Regions from separate parts of the Homo sapiens genome. Here region 2 is linked to region 1. A link is an interaction called in ENCODE POLR2A ChIA-PET data of the cell type or tissue named here. Cell type or tissue: Panc1. All regions are shown on one strand.

What was found. Peaks named below come from ENCODE experiments on the same cell type or tissue, not always from the same donor. Only the 100,000 strongest peaks of a DNase experiment are listed, where the experiment ranks them.
Region 2: POLR2A ChIA-PET joins it to region 1 with 5 read pairs; 2 of 35 experiments call an interaction of 5 or more read pairs at or near these places.

Annotation. Positions count from the first base shown.
Region 1 is chrX:134,951,073-134,959,072 of GRCh38, reverse strand. It overlaps LINC02243 (long intergenic non-protein coding RNA 2243), which reads right to left. Exons shown (of 3, transcript NR_134925.1): 3 at 5,691-6,208. Among named protein-coding and RNA genes, the nearest start is that of LINC02243, 5.5 kb to the right of the region's middle. In Panc1, no CTCF peak of the experiment used is centred here; no DNase peak of the experiment used is centred here; H3K27ac peaks cover 5,771 bases.
Region 2 is chrX:134,692,124-134,700,123 of GRCh38, reverse strand. It overlaps a transcript of PLAC1 not described here. Among named protein-coding and RNA genes, the nearest start is that of PLAC1, 38 kb to the right of the region's middle. In Panc1, no CTCF peak of the experiment used is centred here; no DNase peak of the experiment used is centred here; H3K27ac peaks cover 260 bases.

The DNA.
Region 1 (8,000 bases):
CACATTTTTTTAAAAAAATGAAATATATACAGAATGAGATGGGAGTTAAAGTATGAGCTTTGCTAATATTAATGCTGTATTGGAGAACATAGAAGAGCCCCAAGGCCAAAATGGACATCCTACTTCTTCCTCCTAATTTAGACAGAATTAGCCATCCAGCCACAGGCAGGAGAAGCCATGACCTGGCCACAGAAGCAGGAAACAAAATATTTGCCATTTGTACAGACAAATGGAGCAAGAGGTCAGATCATTTATTTGCAGTGACCTTGAACATGTTAACCTGGCCCAGAACTGGGACCAATGAAAAGCAGACCATCCTAAGTATTAGTTACTCCTCCTCCTGTGGGGAGAAGCAAATAAAGGGTGGAGAGGGAGTAGAAATGTGCCTCCTAGGCTGGGCGTGGTGGCTTACACCTGTAATCCCAGCACTTTGAGAGGCCAAGGCAGGTGGATTACCTAAAGTCGGGAGTTCGAGACCAGCCTGGCCAACATGGTGAATCTCCGTCTCTACTAAAAATGCAAAAATTAGCCGGACATGGTGGTGGGTGCCTGTAATCCCAGCTACTCGGGAGGCTGAGGCAGAAGAATCACTTGAGCCCAGGAGACAGAGGTTGCAGCAAGCTGAGATCGCACCACTGGACTCCAGCCTGGGTGACAGAGCAAGACTCTGTCTCAAAAAATAATAATAAAATTAAATTAAAATAAAAAAAGAAATGTGTCTCCTAGAGAGTACTGAAGTCACCTCTCCTCTATGGAAACATGAGTACTGGAGTAAGAGTCTCTCTCACCTAAAGCAATGGACCCTCTTCAAAGAAAAACAACAAGTTTGAATAGAATTTTAGGATGTTAATGGACTCCCTAAGAGTTCATGGACTCAAGTATAAAGATCACTGATGTAGACAATAAGTCAACTTTTTTTAAGTAGGAAAATGAACTAGCAGATTTATTAATGACAGTCCAAACTTGGAAGCAACCAAAATGTCTTTCACTTTTTAAATGGTGAAACAAACCATGGTACACACATACCATGGAATATTACTCAGCAATAAAAAAGGAAAGAACTTTTGGCATATAAAACAACCCAAATTACTCTCCAGGGAATTACGCTGAGTGAAAAAAAGGCAATCTCAAAAGGTTACATACTGTACAATTCCATTTATATAATGGTCCTGAAATGGCAAATTATAGAGATGGAGAACAGGGTTGTGGTTGCCAGGGCTCAAGGATGTTGGAGAAGGGAGGGGGATGGCTGTTGCTAGAAAAGCTTAGCACAATCAGCCAGCATGTTGGCTCATGCTTGTAATGCCAGCCCTTTGGGAGGCTGAGGAGTTCGAGACCAGCCTGGGCAACATGGTGAAACTGCATCTCTACAAAAAATACAAAAATTACCTAGGCATGGTGGTGTGCACCTGTAGTCCCAGCTACCTGGGAGGCTGATGCTGGAGAATCGCTTGAGCCCAGGAGGCAGAGGTTGCAGTAAACTGAGATCATGCCACTGCACTCCAGCCTGGATGACAGAGTGAGACCCTGTCTCAAAAAAAAAAAAAAAAAAAGTTACCACAAGGGATCTTTGTGATGGAACTGTTCTGTCTCATGACTGCGGTGGTGGTCACATGTATCTACATGTGATAAAACTGCATGGGACTAAATACACACACACACACACACACACACACACACACACACGTAAAACTGATTAAATCAAATAAGGTCAATTTCCTGGTTGTGACAGTGTCCTGTAGTGACACAAGATGTGACTGTGGGGGTAATTTGGGTGAAGGGTATATGGGATCTCTCTGTTTCATTTCTTACAACTGCATGTGAATCTACAATTAAATTAAAAAGGTGTTTTGGTTTTGTTTTTGAGATATGGTCTCACTCTGTCACCCAGGCTGGAGTACAGTGGCGTGATAATTTTTATTTTTTTAACATTTTTTTAAAAAAGTTTTTTGGCACCAGGCACAGTGGCTCACGCCTGTAATCCCAGCACTTTGGGAGGCAGACAGATCACTTGAGGTTAGGAGTTTGAGACCAGCCTGGCCAACATGGTGAAATCCCGTCTCTACTAAAAATACAAAAGTTAGCTGGGAGCAGTGGTGGGTGCTGGTAATCCCAGCTACTCAGGAGGCTGAGGCAGGAGTATCACTTGAACCCGGGAGGCAGAGGTCACAGTGAGCCGAGATTGTGCCATTATACTCCAGCCTGGGTGACAGAGCTAGATTCTGTCTCAAAAAAATAATAATAAAAGTAAATAATAAATAAGGTTTTTGGAGAGATGAGGTCTTGCCATGTTCCCCAGGCTCGTCTCAAAATTTTGGCCTCAAGCAATCCTCCTGCCTCTGCCTCCCAGAGTACTGGGATTACAGGTGTGAGCCACCGTGCCCAGCCTGCAACCCATTTTTTATTGACAGTTTTACCATAATCAATACCCTTTAGGGTTAAAAACAGTAATTCTCTTCTCATTTAATTAATAAAACCTTAGGTGGATCTATATGGAATTATATAGAAAATATATATATATAAGAAGTGTTCTTTATTTCTCTTTGGTTTCTTAACACAAAAGACATGCATTCTCTAAATAAAAAGAAATAAGATTTTCTGGGAAACAGCAAATTGGGACCAGGCACGGTGGCTCATGCCTGTAATCCCAGCACTTTGGGAGGCCGAGGTGGGTGGATCACCTGAGATCAGGAGTTTGAGACCAGCCTGGCCAACATGGTGAAACCCTGTCTCTACTAAAAATACAAAAAAAAAAAAGAAAAGAAAAGAAAAGAAAAATAGCCGGATGTGGTGGCAGGAGCCTGTAATCCCAGCTACTGGAGTGGCCGAGGCAGAAGAATCACTTGAAGCCGGGAGATGGGGGTTGCAGTGAGCCGAGATCGTGCCATTGCTCTCCAGCCTGGGCGACAAGAGCAAAACTCCGTCTCAAAAAAAAAGAGTGTGAGAATGTTGGTGTTTGCTCACTTGTGCTCAAAGCCCAGCTCAAAGCACTGGCTTCATCTCACTTGGAAACATTGACCTCAGAAGTTACACTGACATAGCAGTGTAACTTCTACACCAAGAGGTAAGAGTGGACTCAAGAAGGCCACTACAAGAGCAGCATACTGGTCGGGCATGGTGGCTTATTCCTGTAATCCCAGCACTTTGGGAGGGTCACCTGAGGTCAGGAGTTGGAGACCATTCTGGCCAACATGGCGAAACCCCGTCTCTACTAAAAATACAAAAATTAGCCCGGCATGGTGGTGGTCGCCTGTAATCCCAGCTACTCTGGAGGCTGAGGCAGGGAGAATCGCTTGAACCCGGGAGGTGGAGGTTACAGTGAGCTGAGATCATGCCATTGCTCTCCAGCCTGGGCAACAGAGTGAGACTCTGTCTCCAAAAAAAAAAAAAAAAAAAACAGCATACTGTGGGAAACTGAAAACTGATCTTCCCCAGTGGCAAAATCTAGGCTAGCCTCCTAAGGACCAAGCAAAGCCCACTTCACAATCCAGGCTTGTCAGTACTACTTTAAATTCGCAAAAGTAAGGGGCTTATAATAATAAGATGAGCACTGATACGTTCCTAACAGGAAACGCAGACCACAATCTCCTTCTGAGTCTACCTCTGTAGGTAAACCAGGAGGGAGGGAGAAATGCTGGAGCTCCACCATGAGCCATATTGAATATCAGATTGTTAAGTCTTTTAAAATGAAAACATCATTTGTAAGTGCCTGTAGCAGAGGCCCAGCTCCTGAGTTGCAGATGAAAAAAAAAAAAAAAAAAACTTCCCTCTGAATACATGGCAATTGCCTGATGGTCTTGGGCTTCTGGAGATGCCCTAAGCACCACATTGTGCCTTTCTTAGCAGGTTTCCAAGCCAGCGCAGGTAGATAGCAAAGAATAGGAAAACAACCAGGTGGCGATTAAGAACCCTAAGGAATTGTATCATCTTTTAGCCTCTACTGGAAGAATTTTAGACGACCAGATTTTGGCAGCAGCAGCTGAAAGCCCCACAGCCCAGAGCACTGGTAATAGAAAATGTGCACCTCTTTGAGTCTCACTGTGCTACATTAAGGTCCCATACAGGGAGAAAGAGAAAGTAGCATGGAATCTCTTCAAGAGGTCATTTTTCAAGATTAGAAAAAGAAACACAAAATTTGTTCTTTGCAGCAGCAAGAGATTGTTTCAGCCTTCAGTTCTTCTTGTTATAAAGCCACCTTTGCTTGAATGTAAAGGTCCATCTTCTTGCTGGTCCGCCGGCCAAGGGCTGAAAGCATGCTACACCACTGGAATTGGTGAATGGAAGCAGGAACAGTGAAATAGCAGGCAGATAAGGTCACCAGACAAAGCCAGCCCGTGGCTGGTTAAAAGAAGCAAGCCCTGGCCGGGCGCGGTGGCTCAAGCCTGTAATCCTAACACTTTGGGAGGCTGAGGCGGGCAGATCATGAGGTCAGGAGATCGAGACCATCCTGGCCAACATGGTGAAACCCCATCTCTACTAAAAATACAAGAATTAGCTGGGCATGGTAGTGCATGCCTGTAATCCCAGCTACTCAGGAGGCTGAGGCAGGAGAATCACTTGAACCAGGGAGTTGGAGGTTGCAGTGAGCCGAGACTGCCACTGCACTCCAGCCTGGGCGACAATGCGAGACTCCCTCTCAGGAAAAAAAAAGAAGAAGAAGGAGAAGGAGAAGGAGAAGAAGAAGCAATCCCTTGTGTAGGTTCTAGAGGTACAGATGGTCAATGTGCCACAGAAGCATCACAATTGAGAAGAATCATCCAAGAGCGATAGATAGGCAAGTGAGAATCTGGCCCATCCTGCTGTTTCCTGCTAGTCAAAAAAGGAAGGAGTGTAAGTGACCGTGAGGAATCTGAATGAGTAGCACAGGAACATCTGGGGCCTTCAGCAACAGCTGAGAGTTCCCACCTAGAAGAGTGGCAGTAATTTGGCCGGTTTGCTAAGCCTGTGATTTAAAAAGTCCTCTAACAGTGAGTTTGAAGACAAACCCCATGAGCATCTTACTACAGGACCAGTTGAGAATGCATTGATTCCAGACATGTAAGGCCTCAGGACTCTGGGATCCGAATCTGCGAGTGGATACTGCTCTCTCTTGGTTGATGGTTTTCCATTTAAACACACACACACACACACACACACACACACATATTTTTTAAGTTCTGGGATACATGTGCAGGGCATGCAGGTTTGTTACATAGGTAAACGTGTGTCTTGGTGGTTTGCTGCACCTATCAACCCATCACCTAGGTATTAAGTCCCACATGCATTAGCTATTTATCCTGATGCTCTCCCTCCCCCTGCCACCCCAGCAGGCCCCAGTGTGTGTTGTTCCCTTCCTTGTGTCCATGTGTTCTTACTGTTCAGCTTCCATTTATAAGCGAGAACATGCAGTGTTTGGTTTTCTGTTCCTGCATTAGTTTGCTCAGGATGATGGCTTTCAGCTCCATCCACGTCCCTGCAAAGGACATGATCTCATTCCTTTTTATGGCTGCATAGTATTCCATGGTGTACATGTGCCACATTTGCTTTATCCAGCCTATCATTGATGGGCATTTGGGTTGGTTCCAGGTCTTTGCTATTGTAAACACAGAAATTTATTTGCCCCTAGTGTCCTTTATATTTTTTCTTCCTGCAAAATATGTTAATGTTAAAAAAGAAAAAAAAAATTCTTTTCAATTTATTTCAAGTGTTTCTTTGTTTAAATGTCCTTCAGTTTATTTCAAGTATCTTTTTTTTTCCAGTTTCTCCTGGACAAGCTGAAAAAGACCTTACTGAAAACGCAAAATTAGGCATGAGAAAAACTTCTGTTCCCCCTTCTTACCCAGTGATAAGGGAATTCTTCATGCCCTACAATGGAAGAAGGAACAGGCTTGTGAGCAGCTAGTACATCGCTGTAGCTGCATCGTCACAGGCAGTAAGAACATTTAGAGTGTGTCCTTTCTCTCCCAGCTACACCGCACAGTTTCCAACAGTCTTGGCCACTGCAACCTCCTCATGGCAAATTGGCCACAACATGGCTGGAGAACAAGCAGGCGAGGAGGAGTGTCAGATGGAAGGCCTTCTGCAAATGGGCAGCCTACAGAACTGTGATGGGTAGGAGCCAGGCTTGGTTGGAGGCTGTGTCTGTGTGGACCAGCACAGCAGTTCCATGTCACCAGGTGCAGGACTAGAGGGGCTTCTGTCCTGTGCTGTGCATCTTGATGACCTAGGCCTGAAGGTCACAAGGGCAGCACAGTGAGGACTTAAGCACCTGGAAAACTCAACATCCAGCGAGCTCACATTTCACAACATCTTCTGGTCCACCAACTCTCCAAAGAGGAATTGTCCTTGGAAGAATGCACTTACATTTGTTCAAAATTTTTTTTGTTAGGGGAGGCAGACAGAGTCTCACTCTGTCATCCAGACTGGAGGGCAGTGGCACGATCTCGGCTCACTGCAACCTCCACTCCCCAGGCACAAGTGACCCTTCTACCTCAGCCTCCCGAGTAGCTGGGACTACAGGCATACAACATCGTGCCCGGCTAATTTTTGTATTTTTAGTGGACACAGGGTTTTGCCATGTTGCCCAGGCTGGTCTCGAACTCGTGACCTCAAGTGATCCACCTGCCTCAGCCTCCCAAAGTACTGGGATTACAGGTGTGAGCCACCGAGCCTGGCCAAAAGAGATTTATTATTATTTTTTTCTCTGGGTGGTAGAAATGCCAGTGGTTTTATTTCCTTTTTACTGATACACATTTTCTGCAGTGGTATGGTATTAATTGTGTAAAAAAAAAAACGTAAGAAATGATAAAAGGTGTTTTTCAAAGGACCCCAGTCCCATTTCCAAGGCAGATAATGGGACTGGGGTCCTCTGAAAAACACCATCAATCATTTCTTTTTTCTCTTTCTTTCTTTTTTATTATACTTTAAGTTCTGGGGTACGTGTGCAGAACGTGCAGTTTTGTTACATAGGTATACACATGCCATGGTGGTTTGCTGCACCCATCAACCCGTCACCTCCATTAGGTATTTCTCCTAATGTTATCCCTCCCCTAGCTCCCCACCCCCCGAGAGGCCCCAGTGTATGATGTTCCCCCCCCTGTTTCCACGTGTTCTCATTGTTCAACTCCCACTTATGAGTAAGAACATGCAGTGTTTGGTTTTCTGTTCTTGTGATAGTTTGCTGAGAATGATAGTTGCCAGCTTCATCCATGTCCCTGCAAAGAACATGAACTCATCCTTTTTTATGGTTGCATAGTATTCTATGGTGTATATGTGCCACATTTTCTTTATCCAGTCTATCATTGATGGGCATTTGGGTTGGTTCCATTTGGGACCCACTTGAGGGGGCAGTCTGACCCTTAGCAGAGCTTGAATGCTGTGCTGGGAAGTCTGCTGCTCTCTTTCAGAGCTGTCAGGCAGTGACCTTTAAGTCTGCTGAAGCTTCGCCCACAGCCACCCCTTTCCCTAGGTGCTCTGTCCCAGGAAGATGGGAGTTTTATCTGTAAGTCCCTGACTGGGGCTACTGCCTTTTTTTTCAGAGATGCCCCACCCAGAGAAGAGAAATCTGGCAGTCTGACCACTGCAGCCTTGCTAAACTGCAGTGGGCTCCACCCAGTTCGAACTTCCCAGTGGCTTTGTTTACACTGTGAGTGTAAAACCGGTCTACTCAAGCCTCAGCAATGGCGGACGCCCTTCCCCCCACCAAACTCCAGCATCCCAGGTCGCTCTCAGACTGCTGCTGTACTGGCAGCGAGAATTTCAAGCCAGTGGATCTTAGTTTGCTGGGCTCCATGGGGGTGGGACCCGCTCAGCCAGACCACTTGGCTCCCTGGCTTCTGCACCCCTTTTCCAGGGGAGTGAATGGTTCTGTCTCACTGGTGTTCCAGGCGCCACTGGGGTATGGAAAAAAAAAGAGCTCCTGCAGGCCGGGTGCGGTGGCTTACACCTGTAATCCCAGCACTTTGGGAGGCCAAGGCGGGCAGATCGCAAGGTCAGGAGATCGAGACCATCCTGGCTAACAC
Region 2 (8,000 bases), 260 kb after region 1:
GGGGTGGAGGCTAGTCTATATGAGGTAATCACTAAAGACCTTTCTGAGCAGTGATATATGAGGTACAATCTGAAAAATTAGGAGGCAGGAACCTGGAAATTCAGAAGGAGAGTGTTCTGGGCAGAGGAAACATTTCTGGTCTGAGGCAGGAATGAGCTTACTGTGCTGAAGAAATAGAAAGGACTCTGTGACTGGTGTTTCATTAGCAGAAGAGAGTGTACATGAGATGGGGTAGATTAGTTACACCAGGGCTAGAAGAAACAGGGGGTTTGTAGACTTGTAATGATTTTTTATTTGATCTTGAGTGTGATTTGAAATCAAGGGATTTCAGGATGGGGATAACAAGAACTGATTTATACTTTTTAAAAGATAACGTTGGCTAATGTGTAGGGTCAGGACTCTAGAAGGGCAACAGGTGAAGCCAAAAGACCAGTTAAGAAGCTGTCTTAGTCAGTTTGCACTGCTATAACAATGTACTGCAGACTGGGTAATTAACCAACAACAGAAATTTTAAAAAATAAATTTTATTGTGTACATCTGAGGTTTACAGCATGATGTATGGGACACATATAGATAGTAAAATGGTTATTGTGATGAAGCAGATTAACATATCCATCATCTCACGTAGTTACTTTTTAACAATAGGCATTTATTCTCACAGTTCTGGAGACTGGGAAGTCCAAGATCAAGGCACTGGCAGGCTTGGTGTCTGTGAAGGCCTTTTTTCCACTTCCAAGATGGTGCCTTATTGCTGCATCCTCTGGAGGGGAGGAATGCTGTGTCCTCATTAGGCAGAAGGGCAGAGGAGGCAATAAGGGACAAACTCCCTCTATCGAGCCCTTTTTTGAAAGTATTTAATCCCATTCATGAAGGAAGACTCCTCATGACTCAATCACCTCCTAAAGGCCACACCTCTTAATACTGTTGGATTGGGGATTAAGTTCCTGCACGAATTTTGGAGGGGACAAAAACCATTCAAACCATATCAGAGGCCAATGTTGTAGCCTGGATGAGAGATTGAAGTGGCTTGGATTAAGATGACAGTAAGTGAATATCATAGTAAATGTAGACAAAAAGGTAGAGATTTGAAGTATATTTTGGAGGTAGACTTGAAAAGACTTGATAGATTCAATATATGGAGGCTGAGGGTAAGGAAAAGAGGAGAAACCGGGTTGGTGCCTTATTTTGGGCCTAAGTGGGTGGATGGTGATGCCATTTTCTGAATTATGGAAGACCAGCATGGGAATATATTTTAGGGGCAGAATTAAGGGTTCTCTTCTGGTCACATTATATTTGAAATTCTGTAGCAGCTATCCAAGCAGATATTTTAAGAAGACAGTTGGATATGTGAGTCCAGAGCTCAAGGGGAGATGTCAAGATTGTAAATATCAATTTAGTAGTCATCAGCATATAGATAATGACTCAAGTCATAGAATTGTATGAGATCATCTAGGGTGTAATGACACTAGAAAAGAAGGCTAAGGACTTAGCCTTGGAATACTTTAACATGGAGAGATCAAGCACAGAAGGGGAAGATAGCAAAAGAGACTGAGAAGAAACAGCAAGCAAGATAGGATAGAACCAGCAATTTATCCTAATAAGATGACTGGACAAGCATGTAAAGATATAAATGCAGAAGTGTATTCATCACAGTATTTTTTTCTTTTTTGAGACGGAGTTTTTGCTCTTGTTGCCCACGCTGGAGTGCAGTGGCACTATCTCGGCTCACTGCAACCTCCCCCTCCAAGGTTCAAGAGATTCTCCTGCCTCAGCCTCCTGAGTAGCTAGGATTACAGGTGTGCGCCACCACACCCGGCTAATTTTTGGTATTTTTAGTAGAGACAAGGTTTCATCATTTTGGCTAAGCTGGTCTCAAACTCCTGACCTCAGGTGATCCACCCACCTCAGCCTCCCAAAATGCAGGGATTACAGGTGTGAGCCACTGCACCTGGCCCACAGTATTTTTATAATAGTAAAAATTGGAAATAAATGTCTATAGAGAGATAGTTAAATCATGGCATGCATATATATATATTTATAACAGAATATGCTAGGCAAACATTAAAACGATGATACCAATCAATATTTATTGACATATAAATAAGTCCATAATACATTCTTACATGCAAGAGCAGATTACAAAGTAGCCTATATAGTATGAAGACATCAGTGTAAAATTATATGTGTGTATGTGTCAGAGCATGTATGTAAATAGGGTCATGATGGTAGTTTTTGTTTTTTTGTTTTTTCTTTTTTTAGATAGAGTCTCACTCTGTCGCCCAGGCTGGAGTGCAGTGGTGCAATCTCTGCTCACTGCAACCTCTGCTGCCCCGGTTCAAGCAATTCTCCTGTCTCAGCCTCCCAAGTAACTGGGACTACAGGCACGCGCCACTATGCCCAGCTAATTTTTGTATTTTTAGTAGAGATGGGGTTTCACCATGTTGGCCAGGCTGGTCTCGAACTCCTGACCTCAAGTCATCCTCCCTCCTTGGCCTCCTAAACTGCTGGGATTATAGGTGTGAGCCACTGTGCCCAGCTAGTGTTTTGTTTTTCCACTTTGTTTATAGATGTATCCCTTGAGCCTAAAACAGTGTTAAGTATCCAGTAGACACAGATGAATATTTGTTGAAGGAATGAATAAATGAATGAATGAACGAATGAATGAATATAAAACTTTAACCAAAATATTAAGAGTGGTTATCTCTAGGTCCTGTGATAAAAGGTCTTCTATTTTCCTTTCTTTTGTATTGTGTTAGATTTTTTTTTTACAATGACCATACATTCTTTTTATCAGGAAGAACATTCTTTTAATTTTTGAAACCATCCTCACCTTTATCAGTTACCTATGACTTCCAAGTACCCCTATTTGGCTGAATTCAGAGCAAAGCAATTGCTTTGCTACTGAAAATCCATATTTAGGCAGGTATATCAGAATGATAACAGGGAGATATGTTGTCTCTTGGAGAGCTGGAGGCAGAAAAGGTGAACTAGGAGTGAAGGTCAACAGCAACTGTGAGAAAGAAAGACTTGTGCCTTGGAAGAAAGTTGAGCTGAGATTTTCTTTCTTTCTTTCTTTCCTTTTTTTTTTTTTGAGATGGAGTCTCGCTCTGTTGCCCAGGCTGGAGTGCAGTGGCGCGATCTCGGCTCCCTGCAAGCTCCGCCTCCCGGGTTCACGCCATTCTTCCTGTGTCAGCCTCCCGAGTGGTTGGGACTACAGGCGCCCGCCACCCCGCCCGGCTAATTTTTTTTTTCTATTTTTAGTAGAGATGGGTTTTCACAGAGTTAGCCAGGATGGTCTCGATCTCCTGACCTCGTGATCCTCCCGCCTCGGCCTCCCAAAGTGCTGGGATTACAGGCGTGAGCCACCGCGCCCGGCCAAACAGACATTTTCAAAGCAGAACAACATAGAACAAGAAGCTGAGGGCCGCTTGCAAGCCTGACCTTGGGGAGAAGAGCCTGTGGAACACTTAGAGCACAGTAAATTTTGCAATCTAAATTCTTGATTCTCAGTTGTGTATTGATACAGGAGTTAATAAAGGAGCCAAGCTACGACTCCCAGATTGTGCTGTTTGGTATAGAAATGCCTAATTCCCTTTGGTGGTTGCAGTGGAAAATGAAGGCAGTCTTCTGTATGAAGAAGTCCCTGGTTTTCTATTTTTCTCTGAGGCTGTAAGAAAAACAAGTTGGATTATGTTTTTTGAATAATTGATTGGATATTCTTTGGGATTCCACGTATGTGTTTGCCTAATCTCTCTCTATCCTCCCCTCCACTCCCCCTCATTACCCACCCACTCCCCATCAACAGAAAAGACTTAGATTTCTCCAGTATGGGAGGTTAGTCTCCTGCTAGCATTTCTCCTGTACTGTACCATGCAAAATGAGTGCTCATTTCCTTCCTGGCCTTGAGTTACAAAAGTCCCTCTGCTATTGCCCAAGTCTTGGAAAGTGCAGGCTCCAGGAAAAGGGTGGTGGTAGATAGAGTTGCCAGATAAAATACAGGAAAGCCAGTTAAATCTGAATTTTGGATAACCAATGGATTTTTTTTGTATAAGTATATCCCAAATATTGCATGGGACATACTTATACCAAAAAAAGTCATTGTTTATCTGAAATTAAAATTTAACTGGATGTCTTTTTTTTTTCTAAATCTGGCAATCCTAGATGGAGAAAAAAAATCCCTCTTGTGATACAAGGGTTTTCTCAGTGCTTTTCATCTAAAACTTACCAGATGTTTCTTAGATGGCCTTTCAGTTTACAAAAGGGGAAAATAACTAACTGATTAAGTCAAGGTTAGACTGCGAATCAGTGCTAGGGCTGAAAATTTAAGTTTTCAAGTTTTCCAGCACATGATCTAATTCAGCAAACTTTTATCAATAATTTATTGGCTGTAAGGAAACAGGATTAGAATGATCACAAAGGTACATATTCCCATGAAAAGTAAATTTTTAAAAGATTCTAAAGGTGACAAGCATTAAGGTTTTACTTTCCTCCATGGTCATGACTGGGCTTAGCCTCTAAAGAAGTGTTTTTCACAGTGTAGTCTTTATTCTACCTGCATCAGTATCATCTGGAAAGCAGTCTGTAGATACAGACAGAAAGTGAAGGTAATGGGTCCTTTGAAAGTTTGAGTTCCTGGTCTTTGTCTTGTAGGCACCACAATCACTTCCTCCATTTCCACAGCCTTTAGTTCCACTAACAGCTTGTATCTGGAGGGTCTCAATGCTAGAGAGCTTTCTGGTTATTTTAGTTTTTGTTTCTGCCATTACATATTATAAAAGGTAATTTATTAAAAGGCAAAATTGAAGAGGGATTTGATATCCCCCCCAGCACAGCCAAATAAAGGCATCCAAAATAAGCATTAGATGTAAAAGAAAAAATGATTGACCTGGCCTCTATTAAATCACCAAATTTAACTGGATCTTGGAATCTGAAGAATTCTCTATCACCTATATCTCTTGCATTGGGGCCTTGCCATTCCACAAAATTTATTCTCTACTTTTCCTGGGCCTGACTCCAAGAGAACTAATCATATCTTAATAATTTGGTACAGAGTCACAGTGTAATTGCTCCAGGTCAGTATTGTATCCTATCAGACTGGAGTACAGAAATGATTATCAAACATTAAAAAGAATGAGGTCAAGAGGTACAACCTGACTTTCAAAACATCCTTAGGATGTATGTATAGCCAGAATGACTTTTTTAGTTGAGGAATTATGATGATCTCTAATAGGACAAAGCAAATGTATTCAGTCAGTCTGTCATTTCAGATTTATAGCAAACAATCTCACATTTGGTCAATTCCTCAATCGTATGCTAATAAAAATGATATAAATAGTTTGGTAACTCACCCTGTGGTACTAAAATGCAAGTAACCCAAGATGGGTTGGCTATGTTGTTCTCATCTCCCTTTATCACCAGAGACTTGATTCTTCTTAGCTGGCATTATATGCTGCCAGTTGATACTTGCCTAAATATTTCCTTCGTACTCAGAACATTATAGTTACTTTTTCAAGCTTCAAATATTTCCGACTAATTCTAGAAATACGTGAGGTATGCCTGAAACGCTGACAGCTGTAGCTTACACCCAAAATAGTCAGGCCTGCTCAAGGAGATGCATTGAGCAAACAGAACCAGGAGTTTGAAGGTGACAGCTGAACAGGCATCAATAGGAAATTGCCAGGTGCTCAGCTGATCCAGCTAGGGATGGGAACAGACAGATTCCATTTCTAGAAATAGCACAGAGGATGCCAACAGGTCATAGGATATAAGCTATTGCACAAATCTTCCCTTCCATCTTCTAGGGAGCTTGGAGGGTATCTTAGGAACCTTAAACTTGCTGAAAAAAATTAACATGTCTAATGAATAATTTTTGATATTGACTTGTTGAGCCCCTATTAGTTTCAAGTTACTTTCCTAGGCACTGTTAGGGGCAGGGATACAAAGAAGTTTAGACACAGGCTCTACTCACACAGAGTTTTCACACCAGTTGAGGAAACAAGACCCATATGGCAAAGTCCTGTCTTATAAGGGGTTAGATTCTTGATGAGAAAAAAAAATCATTTATAGACAAAACGCACCTCGAAAATTCCTTTGAGAGGTTCAATATTAGAGACAGACATACCATTTTTCAATAAGTCAAACACAGTTGTTTTTTTTCCCCTACAACCTTGTACCAGATCACTTTTTCTTTAATTGAGAACCAAGCCAATTGGCTTGCACTTAGAGGCTGTGTTGAATTTTTTAAAGCGCACATATTTAAGCATGAGAATCTCACCATGAGAAACCCACAGGAACTGACACCATCTGAAGGAACATCAGATTCACGTCTCTCAACTCAATTTAACTCCAGGGCAAAACTTGTTGAGTAGAATAATAGTTAGGATTGCCCACATAATTTTCAATTGCTTACATGATCTTGCTCTCTGTCTCTCTCTCTCTCTCTCTCAATTTCTTCTGTATATCAGCCAACTCATATAAGAATGGTGTACTTGTGATGTGCCTCTCCATACCCACGTAACAAGACAGGAGAAGCTATGCGAAGGCGAGCTTCACCACTTACTGACTGTATGACGTTGGCCCAGTGAACCCTCTGAGCCTTCATTTCCTCACTAATAAAATAAGGATAATAATTGCATCTTCCTTGCAGGATTGTTCTGTGGATTAAATGCAGTGATATTTGCAAAATGCTTAGTCTAATGCCTGGTAGCATAAAAGCCTCAATATTAACTATTACAGCAAGTGGTTTATATGTGATGTGTCAAATGAAAGAGACATGCCTTATGTGTTATAACGTACATAACTGAGTAGTGTATTGGCAGGGAGGGGTTCATGGGTGAGATCACTTTTGAACTTGGTGAGATATGGGTAATACTGGAGAGCTGGAGGCAGGAAGGGAGTGATGGTGGAAGCAGGGAGAAAGCCAAGACATGGATGAGTCAGGATGTCTAGAGACCTGAAATACATGGGGGTGGGCAGTAAAGCCTGTGGAAGGGAATAATAAAATATGCTGTTGGAGGAGGAAGCCAGGGCCATGTGATTGAAGGCCTTGAATGCCAGGATGTGGTGCTGGAAGCAGTGAAGAATTGTTTGAGATTTTTTACTCAAGGGTGATGGGATGATAAAACAGTTAGTATACTTTCAAATTCAGCTCATCTGTCAAATCCAGCTTACAGCCACTTCCCCCTACTGCATCTCACTCTTCCTTTTCCAAACATTGTTGACACCGATTGCTCCCCTTCCCCCTAATAATTTTGCCCTTAATCTACCACCTTATCTCAAGGCTAAATGTTTTCTCTGAGTTGTGCGTGTGGGGGGAGAGAGAGAGAAATATTTTTCTCCAAAGATAGGGTCCTGCCTTTCACTTCCTCTGTCTGCCACACAGAGTTTAGCACATTGTGGACTCTGAAGGAATAATTTATGAGTTAACTCAATGATTGATTATGGGCATGCCTAATTGGAGCACCAAAAGCAACGTGTCCCTTAGACAGGATGAGTACTGGCTCTGTGAGGAATGTAGTAAAACGAAAGGTGGACAGGGTTATAGGTCATAGGCTCATTCCTGAAGCCCCAGAATCAAGTTTTTTGAACATTTTCCTAAATGTCTTTGCCTAAAGACATTTGTTAACCAGGAATCTGCCAAGCCAAACAAAGGCTGGCTGGCTGGCTGGCTGGGCTAACTAGTGTCCTTACCAGGAAATGCAGGAAATGGAGGACTGTCCAGAAGGAGATGCCCCAAATGCAGCCCTGTGGGGAAGACCAGCTTCCTCAGAGCCCAGAGAAGGAAGAGAAACAGCCTCTATCTTTAATCACAGCTATTCAAGAAACAGGCTCTGCTGAGAGCAGCAGTCTCTAGGGGGGAAAAGGACAGTCTTTGCAAAGGAAACTTTTTTTCTAACCTGAGGTCAAGACCAAGTAGTTAAACTTTGAAGGGACTGGGAAGGATAGCCTGGGTATGTAATGAATGGAAAGAGCCTATTACACCCTGGTTCAGAAGAACCACA